2 separate regions of the Homo sapiens genome follow, and region 1 is linked to region 2. A link is a contact called in ENCODE Hi-C or POLR2A ChIA-PET data. All regions are on one chromosome and are shown on one strand. Each heading gives the region's core, a stretch centred on a gene start or an enhancer-like site at or near the end of the contact. The rest is flanking DNA. Distances are from core to core; before and after follow the strand shown. Region 1 has its middle 12 kb from the start of TRT-AGT4-1. Region 2 holds the start of ZNF184 (zinc finger protein 184).

Evidence for each region. Hi-C counts contacts between places; a loop is a spot of excess contacts on that map. ChIA-PET counts read pairs that join two places held with the same protein, here RNA polymerase II (POLR2A). Pooled maps may share reads with other maps.
Region 1: a loop to region 2 is called in a pooled map, with 5 times the contacts of the local background. The contact joins the enhancer-like site here to the promoter of ZNF184 in region 2. A Hi-C loop is called at or near these places in 7 of 50 pooled maps. POLR2A ChIA-PET finds 5 or more read pairs at or near these places in 4 of 52 experiments (AG04449, CD4-positive, alpha-beta memory T cell, CD8-positive, alpha-beta T cell and 1 more).

Annotation. Positions count from the first base shown.
Region 1 is chr6:27,736,561-27,740,791 of GRCh38, forward strand. It overlaps the pseudogene GPR89P. Among named protein-coding and RNA genes, the nearest start is that of TRT-AGT4-1, 12 kb to the left of the region's middle. RefSeq lists enhancers at 1,014-2,213, 1,677-1,796, 1,807-2,146. Within about 2 kb of position 1,916, at least 8 of the 41 ENCODE cell types and tissues checked have a DNase peak (open chromatin) inside an H3K27ac peak, as active enhancers do; they include CD8-positive, alpha-beta T cell, where a contact is called at or near this core.
Region 2 is chr6:27,470,203-27,474,494 of GRCh38, forward strand. ZNF184 (zinc finger protein 184) reads right to left here and starts at 2,903. Exons shown (of 6, transcript NM_001318891.2): 1 at 2,527-2,903; 2 at 2,086-2,231. The coding sequence starts at 2,092. It overlaps LOC105375001 (a long non-coding RNA gene), which reads left to right and starts at 2,922. Exons shown (of 2, transcript XR_926664.4): 1 at 2,922-3,107. RefSeq lists enhancers at 2,025-2,154, 2,485-2,574, 2,595-2,694, 2,755-2,914.

The sequences.
Region 1 (4,231 bases), core at 666-3,165, 270 kb after region 2:
GTTTATTCTTTTCATTACAATCTCTGATTTTCATGACAGTCAATCTCAAGGGAAAGCTATGACCACCTCCATGTGAACCTGAAAATGGATATCCTATGTGTTTGGCCCAGCTACCATAGACATCTCTTGCCCCAGAGTTCCGGTGTATTTTTCCCTCTTAGTTTTTCGGTTCCTCTCCGCCATTGCACCAGCCTCAGGTCCACATAGGATGCTCTCTGCTGAGTATTGCCTTGAGTTACTGCTCTCTCTCATGTTCTAGCTGATGCTACTCGTGATCACAGTATCACCTGAGTAGGAAAGAGGATGCTAGAGGTAAAAAATGCTACCACAGCATTTTGTTTGTTTATAAAATGTTAGACCCTGGTCCCCTCCATTTTTTTCCCCTTTCATATCTAAATTTTGAGACCACTGGCCTCTAACAGTCTGTAGTAGCCCTAAGTTCAAGGTGTCATATGCTTCTCTGGTGCCTGTTAGTGAGCCAAATAGAGAAACACTATGCTAGAGAGACTGCTGACCAGGAAGATCACATCAAACCAATGGTAACAGAAATTGAACTGCAGTTCTCCAAGGACTTCGGTAATTATGGTGCATATTCTAGAGGCATACTCATTCAGATTAGAAGCGCAGAGGAGACAAAGTACATGCCCATTATCTGTGCTAATAGCAGGACATTGACACTGGAGGACTTACTGCTAGAGATGGCATAAAAGAACGTGGTATGAGCAATCCTCTGATGGATGTGGCGATGATTATTCCAACAAGAATGGAGGAAATGTGTTGGGACCAAAATTTCACATCACACTGGATTCCCAGATAATTCACAGTGATCTCAACGCCTCTTGTGACAGGATCCATTTTCCCAACTCGATCAAAAGCAATGTTGATGGTGCCATGAAAATTTTTCAAACACAGTAAATAGAGAAAAAGTAACCCAGAAAATTGAAATATTTCCTTTTGAAGGTTTTGGAGTATTCTGTTCTCTCCTTGGTAGCGTACAGATCAGCTGTTTTCAGAAAAAGCTGCCTGCTTAGTTCTTCCAAAGCATCCACTTCCTGTTGAGTAAGTGGTAATACTTTCTATCATTCCCCAGAATCCTGATGGTTTGTTATGCACCTCCCCTTTCTGGAACATCGTTCTCTGTGCCATTGCCATCCTTTTCTTTGTGGTTATGATCATATCCATGGTTTGGAGCAGTCGCTGTTCCAGGGCTAGAATATCTGTGTCAGTCACATTCCTGAGGAAATAAGACATCAAAGTGTATGTGCAGTAGACGGCACCAAATCCAGAAAGGAGGGCCATGAGAGTAACTCCAATCACACCAACCCAGCTGATGAGCTGTTCTATGGATAAGATCCCATGTTTTGGGCTGAGAATGGGAAAGGAATCTCCTAGTTTCCAGAAAAAACAGATAAAGGTCAACCACAAGAGACAGGAAAAAAGCAGTCGTTGTTTATGCACTAAGACAGAGGAGACAAAAGTAGTCGGATGTTGCTCACAATAAAATAGCCAGTTTAAAAACGCACCATGAAAACCAGAATCAGCAGAATTACACCTAGGTTCAATTTCCAGTAAAAATAACGACAGCTGCTACTCAATACTCCAAAGATTTCAAAGATGATGAGCTCAAACATAGTGCAAGAAAATGCAAACGTCACAGAGAAGATCACCTGTACAACATACTGACGCACCTCATAGTTCTTAAACAATTGGCACATGAAGAAAAGCCACCCAAATTAAAAAAAAATAGTATCTGGGAGGTAATCACGATGCTGGAATCAATCAGGAAGCCTATGGTGAAGTGTAGGGAGGGCTCCTGCCTCCATTTCCCACTTCCAAGGCCGCGGCACGCTGGGGCCACCGGCCTCTCACACAGGCGGCCTTCGCCCAGGTGCAGCCGTAGGGACTGCGGCTCGTCAGCCTGACGCCATCAAGCTGCGCCCCAGCCAGCCAGTCAATGGCTGTGTCCAGAGCTTCCCGCCTCGGGCTCAGCGTAGGTGGAGCGGACGCCTCCACTTTCATTTCTGATTTTAGTCTTCTGCGTCTCCTCTCTTGTTTATTTGTTTGTTTGTTTTTTGAGACAGAGTCTCACTCTATTGCCCAGACTTCGGTGGTGCCATTTCGGCTCACTGCAACCTCCGCCTCCTGGGTTCAGACGATTCTCCTGCCTCAGTCTCCTGAGTAGCTGGGATTACAGGCGCCGCCACAACGCTAGGCTAACTTTTGTATTTTTAGTAGAGACGGGGCTCTCGCCATGTTGGCCAGGCTGGTCTCGAACTCCTGACCTCAGGTGATCTGCCCACTTCGGCCTCCGAAAGTGCTACAGTTACAGGCATGAGCCACCGCGCCCGGCCCGCTCTTCTTTTTTCTTGGTTCATTTAGCTAAATGTTTGTCAATTTTGGTGAACTTTTCAAAGAACCAACTTTTGGTTTCATTGATTTTCTATATTGTTTCCAGCCTGTCCTTTCCGATGGCTTGCCTTTTCTGACAGCCTGCCCTATGGATTTAGCAATTACTAGCCAGGTTCACAGTTGCATAAGCCAATTCCTTAAAAAAAAATCAACCTCTCACATATAAATATTCATCTGGATGATTCTCCACAAACCGAATAAACCCCGCCTACCAGCATGCAGCTCAAGAGCACCCTAAGTTCCTTTCCAATCACTATGCGGAGGGAACCACTATTGCGACTCGCCCCACACCCACCGGCGAGAAGGCAGGGTCTTGCTTTGTAGTCCAGGCTGGAGGGCAGGGCGTAATCAGCTCACTTGAACTCCTGGGCTAAAGTGATCCTCCCTCCTCAGCATAAGCGACTAAAGGCTGGCTAATTTTTAAATTTTTTTTTGTAGAGACGGTGTCTTAATTATGTTGCCAGGGCTAGCTTCTAACTCCTGGCTCAAGTGATCCATCCGCTTCAACCAACTAAAGTGCTGGGATTGCAGGCGTGAGACACTGCGCACCGGATCACTGAAGCTGGACTGTATAGACATAGCTCCTTTTTTTTTTTTTTTTTTTTTTTTTTTTGAGACAGAGTTTCCCTCTTTGTTGCCCAGGTTGGAGTGCAGTGGCGCGATCACGGCTCACTGCTGCCTCCGCCTCCCGGGCTCAAGCGATTCTCCTGTCTCAGCCTCCGGAGTAGCTGGGATTACAGGCGCCTGCCACCACGCCCGGCTAATGTTTGTATTTGTAGCAGAGATGGGGTTTCACCATCTTGGCCAGGCTGGTCTTGAACTCCTGACTGCGTGATCCACCCGCCTCGGACTTCCAAAGTGCTGGGATTACAGGCGTGAGCCACCGCACCCGGCCTGAGACCTGGGAATTTTAGGAGAATCATTGGGTTGAACAAAAATTAGACACAGGCTGGGTGCGGTGGCTCATGCTGTAATCCCAGCACTTGGGAGGCTGAGGCAGGAGAATCGCTTGAACCCGGGAGGTGGAGGTTGCAGTGAGCCGAGATTGTGCCATTGCACTCCAGCCTAGGGGACAAGAGCCAGACTCCGTCTCAAAATAAAATAAAATAAAATAAAAAATAAAATAAAATAAAATAAAATAAGAAAATAAAAAAATAAAATAATATTCCCAGGTCTCACTTAATAGGCTGTCCAAAGCCAGTCTTGGACGCCATTAGGGAGACTCCTACCCTTTTTGCCTTACCTTTCTTTCACGTCAAAGTAATTCTGTGAATCATTGTTCTCTCGCTTTTCAAGTGGAGTCTCCTTCCTAGTTGGAGAATAGTAGCTCCTTGTCACTACTGCAGACACCCTTAGGGAGGACACCTGTGGTTTCCTGCCTTGCTTATTAGATGTCTACAATTTTTTCTTGGATTATTTTTTGAATAAATAACTTGGCTTCATTCACCATTCCAGATACTATTATTGCCACTTTACTATATGCTTACAGTATGTGTTAAATTATTTAATTTTATTAATTGAAAACAGTTTTTTGAGACAAGGTCTCGCTAGGTTACCCAGGCTGGTCTCGAACTCCTAGGCTCAAGCTACACTCCTATCTCAGACTCCCAAGTAGCTAGAATTATAGGTACATGCCACCCTGCCTGGCTTAATTTTTATGATAAGTAACACATTCACTTGGTTCAAACATCTTGAGTACAGAAAAAAAAATGCAGCTAATATCACCTTCCTCTTTCTCATCCACCCAGTTCCCAGCTTTTTAATTTAATTAATTTATTTTTCTTACGTGCTATCATGTCAAAGTACAGTTCCTAGCATTTTA
Region 2 (4,292 bases), core at 1,653-4,152:
GATTATTGTATGTGATGCAATAATCCTGAGTGTGAAACCTGATAGAAATTGTAGATAAATCGAAAGAAAGAAAGAAAAAAAAAAACAAAAGTAGCACCATGCTGGCAACAGTGTGCCATAGACAGCTTAGGCAGGTGGGGGTGATGAATAATATGGAGAAAAGCAGTTTCAACTGTTTGGCTAAGTATGTAAGTTTCATTTTGTAAAAAATGTATTAATCAAGAAATTCTTAATTTATATTAATGGTGTCATGCCTCAGAAAGTAGAGGAAGCAATAAAGGGAACTATTATGCTCAACTTGATCTTGACCAGTAAAGAAAAACTGTTTTGTAACAGAAGTCTTAAGAAAAAAATGAAGATATTATCTTGGAAGCTCTTAACAGTGAAAGAAAATGTTCTAAATGCACAGACAGGTACCTAAGACTTTAGGAAAACAGAATCAAGAGAAATGTCTCAGGTAAGATGCTTTTTATTCCAAATAACAGCAACCAACAGAACCAAAAACAGCAACAGTTACAGAAACCAACTGTGTGCTTGGCACATAGTAAATGCTCAGTATGTGCTACAAAAGTTATGATTACAAGGAACAGAGGCTCAGTAAAGTTAATCCTAATGATAAAATTGTGAGAAATCCACAAAATAAAGAAAATACAAAGGCTTTTAATGAAACTACTTTGGCTGATTTAATTCTGAGAAACTTAGAATATATATATAAAAAAATCCACTGTAAAAAAGACTTGAAGTACAAAAAATTGAAGAAAAGTATGGACCAAACCTACATTATTCACATGACTAATATGAATAATGTTAAGACTTCTAATGATATTATCTTTAACAAAGGCAAAAAAAGGACTGCATGATAATAGTTAGGTCAAACCAAACTTGATTGCACAGCCATACCTAAAGAATGTAAAGACAACACCAATGCAGAGAGAACTCCATAGGGACATGTCATAAGCCTCTATCCTTACCCTGATCTGTTCAATGACAGGTAGGAAGAAATAGAAGGAATATTCATCAAATCCGCTAGTGGCATTAAGTTAGAAAGGACAGTTAAGGCACTGAATAACTAAATTAGGATTCATAATCATTCTGAAAGCCTAAAACATGTGACCAAAAAATTGAACAGTCATAAATGTAAGTCATGACATTAAGGATAATAATAATTCCATTACACAAAAATGGTGTAAATCTAGATCACTGCAGTTTATGTAAAAAAGATCTAAAGTTTACAGTACATCACTGATAGTTTTTAAAGCAAATGTGATCTAATGCCAAACAGCGGAAGTATAATCCGAGTCAAAGGAAGTAGTACATTATCCTCTCAGGTACTTTTCAAAGCACATCCAAAGAGCTATGTTTACCATTAGGCACTGCATTTTAAGAAAAATGCTGACAAGCAGGAGAGTTTTCAGAGAAAGGTCTAGATACATCACATAGACCAATCAAAAGAAGTGAGGCTATATTGCTTAGAAAAGAATTTATGAGGAGGAGTTGTAACAGCTGAATTCACATATCTTAAGGGCAGCAGTGTGAAAGAAAGAACAGACAGTTTCCTTTTCTTTGGAGGACTAAGAACTAAGATCAACACAAAAGTTACAGGGACAAGTACATCTGTTTAATATAAGAAACTAAAAAAGAAAGCCAACAAGGGAATAGTCTGCACCCAAAATGGCGAGTTTAATGCCACACTAGTTCGGGCATAGGGTTGACAGACAGCCGTCTGCCAAGGAGATTTCAAAACTGACTCTTTCATTGAAGGGATAATTGCCAAGATGTCTTCTGACTTCAAGATTATAATTTTAATATTTAATATTCAGAAGTCATGTGGGGATCACAGATATTCTGAATGATTATGTCTTTTCATTCCCCAATGGAACGAAAGAAAAAAATAAACTCCTCTCCCAAGTATCTCTCTATAAAACAGAATCTCTCCCTACAATGTAATTCGGTTTCTTTGCTAATCCCTAAGCATACCGTTCCTTCCTTCCAAATCTCCTGCTCTGATCTCAAGTATTTGATACTCCAGTCATGACTGTTCTCAAGCCTCCATCACCCCGCTCTCCCCCAAGTCGACCCCACTACCTTCCATCTCAGGAGCTCATCCCGTTCCTCTGGAACTTGAACACCAGGGTTCGCCAGGCAGCGTTCCTTCAGCTGGTATCTCGGTCTAGGACTCAGATGTCTAACTCCCCTTGCAGGGAATCTGCAACACGCTGAGGTTGTCTACCCTAAAAGACACAGGATGGCGTCAGCAGCATACGTCACACAATCACACATCAGAGTCTTGCAAAGTGACCAAGAGGTGCTACACAAGAGAAGTGCCCCAAGAGAGCACTAGAGAGGTGTGTGGCACTCCGATGAACAAAACAGAGTGGAGATCGGGTACGCGGGTTCTGCTTCAGATCCAAAAAACCCTTGGTGCCCACCCTAGAATCTGGCCGGGGCATCCACAGACCTGGTGTGTTCCCTCTGTGCACACTTGTGACTCACACCCCTGCGAGCTCGGATAACACGAAGACACACCTGTTGCAGAGCGTTAAAGCTGGAAGGTGGACAAACAGGGCGGGGCCCGGCACCCGACTTCCCCTTAGGCCAGAACAAAAGAACAAAGCCCTCCAAGGGATCAGGGCGGGACCGCCCCGCACAGAAGGAGGCGAGGTGCGCCCCCTTCGAGGACTCCCCAGCTTTCTCCTGCAGAGGCCTCTAAGCGCGAAATCAGAAGGGTGACGTCACGAGTCCGGAGGGCTGGCTGTTGCCATGGTGATACCTGAGCTCCCCTCCCCCTATAGCGATCCACACACTCTGATCCCGGGTCCGGAAGCGCATTGACCGCCACCAGACCTAACGCAGGGAGCCGAAGCAACTGGACTTCCAGCGCGCCAACCTCTTTCCACGCCTACAACCGGCTTCAACGGTCACTTCCGGTCGTTACGAGCGAGCCCCGCCCCGCACGCCGGCGCCGGGCGGGCACACTGGACCAGCGTTCCCAGAACACTCCGCGAAGGTGTTCCTGAACTTCATTTCCCAGAGGCTTTAGCTAACGTGTACTTTCGCCCTGCGATGGGCCGCACATTTTCGCCGCCAGTCTTTTGCTCCTGTTTCAGGTATGCGTGTGCATTGTAAACTTGTCTGACTGAACTGATTATAAGAAATGCACGTCTACTGACCGAGCGCAGTGGCTCACGTCTGTAATCTGAGCACTTTGGGAGGCCGAGGTGGGTGGATCACTAGGTCAGGAGTTCGAGACTCAGCCTGGCCAATATGGTGACACCCCGTCTCTACTAAAAATACAAAAATTAGCCGGGCGTGGTGGCGCGCGCCTGTAGCTACTCAGGAGGCAGAGGCAGAAGAATCGCTTGAACCCGGGAGGAAGAGGTTGCAGTCAGCCGAGATCGCGCCACTGCACTCCAGCCTGGGCGGCAGAGCGAGACTCCGTCTCAAAAAAACAAAACAACAAAAAAAAAAAAAAGAAAGAAAGAAAAGAAAAAAAAGAAATACACGTCTACACACAGTTTTAAAACGCAAACAATCGTTACCTTTATTACATGTTCTACCTTCTATTTTCTGTTCTACTCTTTTGTCGTTTTGAAAATACTGGTAGTTACCCATTAAAATTGTTTTCACGACTCTCAAATGAGTGGCGACCAACTTTTTTTTTTTTTTTTTTTTTTTTGAGACGGAATCTAGCTCTGTTGCTCAGGCTGGAGTGCAATGGCGCGATCTCGGCTCGCTGCAACCTCCACCTCCCGGGTTCAAGCGATTCTCCTGCCTCAGCCTCCCGAGTAGCTGGGATTACAGGCATGCACCACCATCCCCGGCTAATTTTTGTATTTTTAGTAGAGACGAGGGGGTCACCATGTTGGCCAGGCTGGTCTCGAACTCCTGACCTCAAGTGATCCGCCCGCCTCGGCCTCCCAAAGTGCTGGGATTGCAGGCGTGAGCCACTGCGCCCGGCCCCAACATGTTTTTCTAATGCTTAAGGAAACCCGGAGATAATATTCCCATGTTTTGCCACTTAGTAAAGCATTTTATATGCCTGTGTCAGCGAGCACATAGCTGCAAGTGTAGCCCATGGCCAGTCTGTCACTGTGTCCTTGGCAGAAAAAAAGAATCCAACAAATCGGTAGGTTTTTATATTTAAGACATGGCACTTGCATTTTATTATGCTGGCGTGCATCCCCAGCATTTGGATAAGGGGCCAAGGTCAAGTCTCTCAGACTGTTGGCTGACAAACATTAAACCTGGAAATCCTAACAGAGTGTATGAAAAACAATTACAGTCAAGGGAAC